Linked DNA regions of Homo sapiens: region 1 is linked to region 2. Evidence: chromatin loops called from intact Hi-C (ENCODE). Cell type or tissue: prostate gland. All regions are shown on one strand. Each heading gives the region's core, and the rest is flanking DNA. Links, peaks and the distances in the headings are about the cores only. Region 1 overlaps AMACR (alpha-methylacyl-CoA racemase). Region 2 has its middle 190 kb from the start of RAI14-DT.

Region 1 (2,805 bases), core at 184-2,683, 460 kb after region 2:
CTGATCTTCACAAAATCCATTTTCTACCAGAAACCCCCTCATCTCCAAAGCTTCAGCCTGCGCTTCCTTCTCCTGTTCATGGTGAATCATGACCAGCCCTGTACTGAGTGTGTGCCTGTGGGACACTGTCATCAGGGCACATCTCACACTTTCCAGTGTGCCCTCTCTGAAGTGTGTACCAGCAGCAGGGGAGTGTGGTTTATCTTTTGTGGGCCAGCTCTTGGCGTACTCATGGCATAGTCGCTGCATGAGATAGCAGCACCGGATTTATACCAGTACCCGCCAAACTCAAGACCGGTACCTTCCACAGGGCTTCTGTGATCCACACAGTTCCCTGAGGGAGACGTGCTACTATCATTGGCATTGAAGACTTGAAGGCTTGGCGAGGTTAACTGCCTTCCTCTAAAGCAGATGACGGGAAAGGGTCCGAAGCACTGCCCCAGGCAGTTGGACCCTAAAGCCACTGCTTTCAACAACTTCCCCTGCTGCCCCAAGAGCATGGTCCCTGGGGTCCAAAAGGAATGAACTAAGAGCAAACATGGAGTCTTGGGAGTGTTAAGGAGAATTTGAGCCTAGATACTTCTCTAGTAATAATTTGAATAATTTACTGAAGAGATGCAATTGATTATCATCAAATATAAATAAAAGGTGATTGCTGCTTTCAGCAGAATGTAGCTAATCAGAATTATATAATGATTAGAAGATAGTAAGGTTGGCTGGGCATGGTGGCTCACGCCTGTAATCCCAGCACTTTGGGAGGCTGAGGTGGGTGGATCACCTGAGGTCAGGAGTTCGAGACCAGCCTGGCCAACATGGTGAAACCCCATCTCTACTAAAATACAAAAAAGTAGCTGGGCTTGGTGGTACGCGTCTGCAGTCCCAGCTCCCTGGGAGGCTGAGGCATGAGAATTGCTTGAACCCAGGAGGCAGAGGTTGCAGTGAGCCGAGACCACACTACTACACTTCAGCCTGGGTGACAGAGTGAGACCGTGTTTCAAAATAAATAAATTAAATAAAGAAGATAGTAAGGTTTTAGGGTATGTGAAAATGTTGTAATCTTTCTTCTGGGTTCATATTTCCATTAGGGGCTAGTAAGTGTTTGCTAATTACACAAGGCTAAAAGAATCAGTAAATCATAGTCATTACTTCATCACTAGGACCCCTTGTGACACAGGCAATTGCAGAAGCTGATTAGGGGAAGGCAGATACCTTCTAATGGGCCGAAAGTTTTCACAGTGTTTAGCAGCAGAATTCCAGACCTGGGCCTGCCTGTGAAGAGCTGGAGGCTGCCTTATTGTAGTGCTGTTTCCTTGGAAACTGTAGTTAAGATAACTCTGGAATATGGAGTGCGTTTTGCTGTATTTACACTCAATCTGAGCCCACATGATGAGCACAGCGTTGTTAAATTAACTGTAGCATAAAGCTGCCCCCTTACGTATTTTAAGTTCCACCTAAAGGTTTCTCTTACATAATGAGCTGTGACCTAACTGGATGTGTAAACAGACTGTAACCTGCTTTTGTAACAAGCAGCAAGTCTCAGCCAATCACAGCAGCCGTACTTCAACTAATCACAGGCGGCCAGCTGTTCAAACCATGTTCAAACAAGGCAAAGGCCCACTTGTAACCAATCCGGCTGTTTCTGTACCTCACTTCTGTTTTCTGTACATCATTTTCCGTCCATAAGTCCTCTTTGGCCCCAGGGCTACACTAGTCGCTCTGAACCTAGTCTGGTTCCACAGACTGCCCAATTCATGAGTCATTCGTTGCTCAGTTAAACTCTTAAATTAATTCGTCTAAAGTTTTTCTTTTAACAGTATCAAAGGTTGGTGGCAAATTGAGGCTGCGGTTTCCCTGTGTCAGGGGGCTCTTCACTCGCATGCATGGTATATGAGTGATGGGGCAAGAGAAGCCGTGTGCCAGGGTAGCCACTGCCAGGCCTTATGATGAGACGAGGAGGGTTCCTGCTGTATTTCTTGTCCTGTACCTCCTCTGATGCTAAGGATTAGACCAGAGCTTGTTTTTGTCCTGAGTGGACCCAACTGGATCTGTAACTCTGTTAACACGTCTATTTTTCAGCAGTCTCATCAGGGCGTTCAACATATAAAAGAGATTAAAGGGGTATTTTATTAGCATAAAACATTTTATGTTTACATATTCAATATTTATATATTATTTTGTCAGACCAACGAAGCTGTTCTGCTAAACACAAACACTGGAAGTTAGAGTTTATGGGTGATTGTCTCATCGCTTTCAGTATTCAGTTTATTACTGTATTTCATTTTGACTGGATGTTAGGAAAATCCTGAGTTACAGAGATAAGTTAAAAATATCCATAGTTTTTACGCAAAAATTAGCTGGGTGTGGTAGGCACCTGTAATCCCGCTACTCGGGAATCTGAGGCAGGAGAATCGCTTGAACCTTGGAGGTGGAGGTTACGGTGAGCTGAGATTGTGCCACTGCACTCCAACCTGGGCAACAGAGTGACACTCCATTTCAAAAAAAAAAAGACCCTATATTTTTAAAAACTTGCTTAAAATTTCAGATTGCATTTCATTTATGATGAAGCAGAACAAAAATACTTTGTTTCTAGGTCGACTCACTACAGTGTGTAAAAACTTCTCACATTCTTTGGCCTGAACATGAAAGCCAGATAAACAGTATTCAGAACTCTCTGCTAAAACTCTCTCTTGCACTGTATGACAAGCTTGCTTCCAGTTCATCTATTACCGCCCTATTGATTCGGCGTTAGGCTCTGAGAGAAGTAAAGCTTGAGCGGAAAGCAGGCACTTGCTTATTGAAGGTGCT
Region 2 (2,805 bases), core at 190-2,689:
AGCCTACTGTTTCTTTTGATGCTCCGGGACCCCTTCTTTCAGAGGTTTGGAATCCTGCTTCCCCCCAGTCCACATCCCAGTGCCCTCACTCTCCTTCTCTTCCTCTGCCCCTGCACAATGGATGTGTGAGTCACCTGTTTGGGTAGAGCAGTGGCCACTTTCCAAACACAAGTTGGAGGCTTTAACTGAAATTGTTAATGATTTACTACAAGCAAACACTATTGAGCCCTCCTTGTCTCCATGGAACTCGCCCATGTTTGTTGTACAAAAAAGGTCAGGAAAATGGAGGATGGTAACAGACTTAAGAGCTGTTAATGCAGTTATTAACCTATGGGGGCATTACAATCCGGCATGCCTTCCCCCTCCATGATTCCTAAGGAATGGCCTTTAATTATCATTGACTTTAAAATTGCTTTTTTCATATTCCTTTAGACAAGTCAGACTGTGAAAAATTTGCTTTCACTATACCTTCCATTAACAATTCAGCTCCCACAGCTAGATATCAACGGAAAGTTTTACCTCAAGGAATGATTAACAGTCCTACTATTTGTCAGTTGTTTGTTGGTACTGTGTTACAACCTATCTGACAGACTTTAAAAAATAATTACATTCTTCATTATATGGATGATATACTGATTGCTGCTCCCACTAAAGATGAATTAATTCAACGTTTTCCCTCTTTAAAATTAGCTGTTGCCAATGCAGGACTCTACATCACTCCTGATAAAATTCAAAAAGCCACTCCTTTTCTGTACTTAGGAATGCAGCTAGAAGCTCACTCCATTAAGCCTCCAAAAGTCCAACTTCGTACTGACAATTTAAACACCTTAAATGATTTTTTGAAATTTACTGGGTAACATCAATTATCTCAGACCAACTCTAGGCATCCCTACTTATGCATTATCTCATCTATTTGCCACTTTATCAGGAGATACAGATTTAAACAGTCCTCACTCTCTATCTGAACCAGTAAAACAAGAGTTGTCTTCTGTAGAACAACGAGCGAGAGAGGCACAAGTCTCTCGTATTGACCCAAATTTGCCTTTACAATTTTTAGTTTTTCCTTCCATCCACTCTCCTAGGGGACTTATAGTACAAAATGATTCTCTAGTTGAATGGGTATTTCTTCCTAATTCAGCCTGTAAAACTCTTTCAATATATCTTGATCAAACGGCCACTTTAATTCGGTTAGGATGTCAACATATCACTAAAATTTCCGGCTTTGATCCAAACATTATTGTGGTCCCTTTGTCAAAAAATGAAGTTAAAAATGCCTTTTCTACATCTTTGTGCTGGCAGACTAATCTGGCTGACTTCATTGCCACTATTGATAATCATTTGCCTAAGTCAAAATTCTTTCAATTGCTATGAAATACTTCCTGGATTCTACTAAAACTTACTCGTTCATCACCACTAGAGGGAGCCGTTACCATTTTTACTGATGGATCCAGTAATGGAAAGGCAGGGTATGTAGGACCAAAAGATAAAGTCATTTCTACTCCATACACTTCTGCTCAAAAAGCCGAGTTGTTTGCTGTTATCTCTGCATTACAGGATTTTGATCAGCCTCTTAATATTGTCTCTGACTCAGCTTATGTAGTCCATGCCACTAAGGCAATAGAAACAGCTACCATCAAAAATATTGCTGACACTAATCTGTTTTCCTTGTTCTCTTTATTATAAAAAACTGTCAGAAACCGAAACCACCCTTTTGTCATCACTCACATTCATTCTCATACTAATTTGCCTGGACCTTTATCTAGTGGTAATCATAAAGTTGATACTCTAGTTTCTCTAGCCATTGCAGATGCAGAACAATTTCATCAACTCACTCACACTAATGCCTCAAGTCTTAAACATAAATATTGTCTCAGTTGGAAACAGGCTAAACACGTTGTACAACACTGTTCTCAATGTCAGGTTCTTGTCTTACCCACACAATCTTCCTGAGTTAATCCATGAGGCCTTTCTCCTAATATTGTTTGGCAAATGGACGTTACTCATTTTCCTTCTTTTGGAAAATTAGCTTATGTGCATGTCACCGTTGACACCTTTTCCAATTTCATCTGGGCTACCTGTCAAACAAGAGAAGCCACTTCTCACATTAAAAAACATATGTTTTCATGTTTTGTGGTTATGGGAATTCCTAGTGAGCTCAAAACAGACAATGGTCCAGCATATAGCAGTAAAGCTTTTAAAAATTTTCTTGATCAGTGGCATATTAAACATATTACTGGTATTCTTTATAACCCACAAGGTCAAGCTATTATAGAAGGAAGTAACAGAACTTTAAAATTACAATACGTAAACAAAAAGAGGGGGATAAGGAGTTGTCTACGCCTCACATACAACTAAACTTGGCATTGCTCACGTTAAATTTTCTTAATATTCCTAAATCTAGTTCTGTTATTGCTGCCAAAACACATTCCTCTGGTAACCACCCTATGGTAAACCAAGGACAGGAAGTATGGTGGAAAGATGTTCAATCTAATATATGGTTGAAAGTTTCTATTTTAACGTGGGGAAGAGGCTATGCTTGTGTTTCCCCAGGTGAACATCAGTCTCCTGTTTGGATTCCTACTAGACACCTGAAATTGTGTCCTGAAGATGCATGCGACAACGAGACAGAGAAATTTACTGAGAAAACACCACAGCAGGAAACAACTAACACATCCAGTCATCAAAGAAAAAAAAATAACCCCACTAACTCCTTTACAACAGACAATCCAGTCAGCCATCCTGAACAACTCATCTCCAGTGATCCAGGTCTGGCTCAACCTCTGCCTCCTCCTAATGACACTGATC

What was found. A loop is a pair of places that touch in the nucleus more often than their neighbours do. Peaks named below come from ENCODE experiments on the same cell type or tissue, not always from the same donor. Only the 100,000 strongest peaks of a DNase experiment are listed, where the experiment ranks them.
Region 1: it touches region 2 in a loop (11-fold over the local background); 68 of 110 quality-filtered maps call a loop at or near these places.

The regions. Positions count from the first base shown.
Region 1 is chr5:34,000,206-34,003,010 of GRCh38, reverse strand. All of the region lies in intron 3 of AMACR (alpha-methylacyl-CoA racemase), which reads left to right. All of the region lies in intron 7 of C1QTNF3-AMACR (C1QTNF3-AMACR readthrough (NMD candidate)), which reads left to right. Among named protein-coding and RNA genes, the nearest start is that of AMACR, 6.4 kb to the left of the region's middle. In prostate gland, for the core only: no CTCF peak of the experiment used is centred there; a DNase peak (open chromatin) is centred at 1,560; H3K27ac peaks cover 1,001 bases.
Region 2 is chr5:34,464,104-34,466,908 of GRCh38, reverse strand. No RefSeq gene overlaps it. Among named protein-coding and RNA genes, the nearest start is that of RAI14-DT, 190 kb to the left of the region's middle. In prostate gland, for the core only: no CTCF peak of the experiment used is centred there; a DNase peak (open chromatin) is centred at 1,417.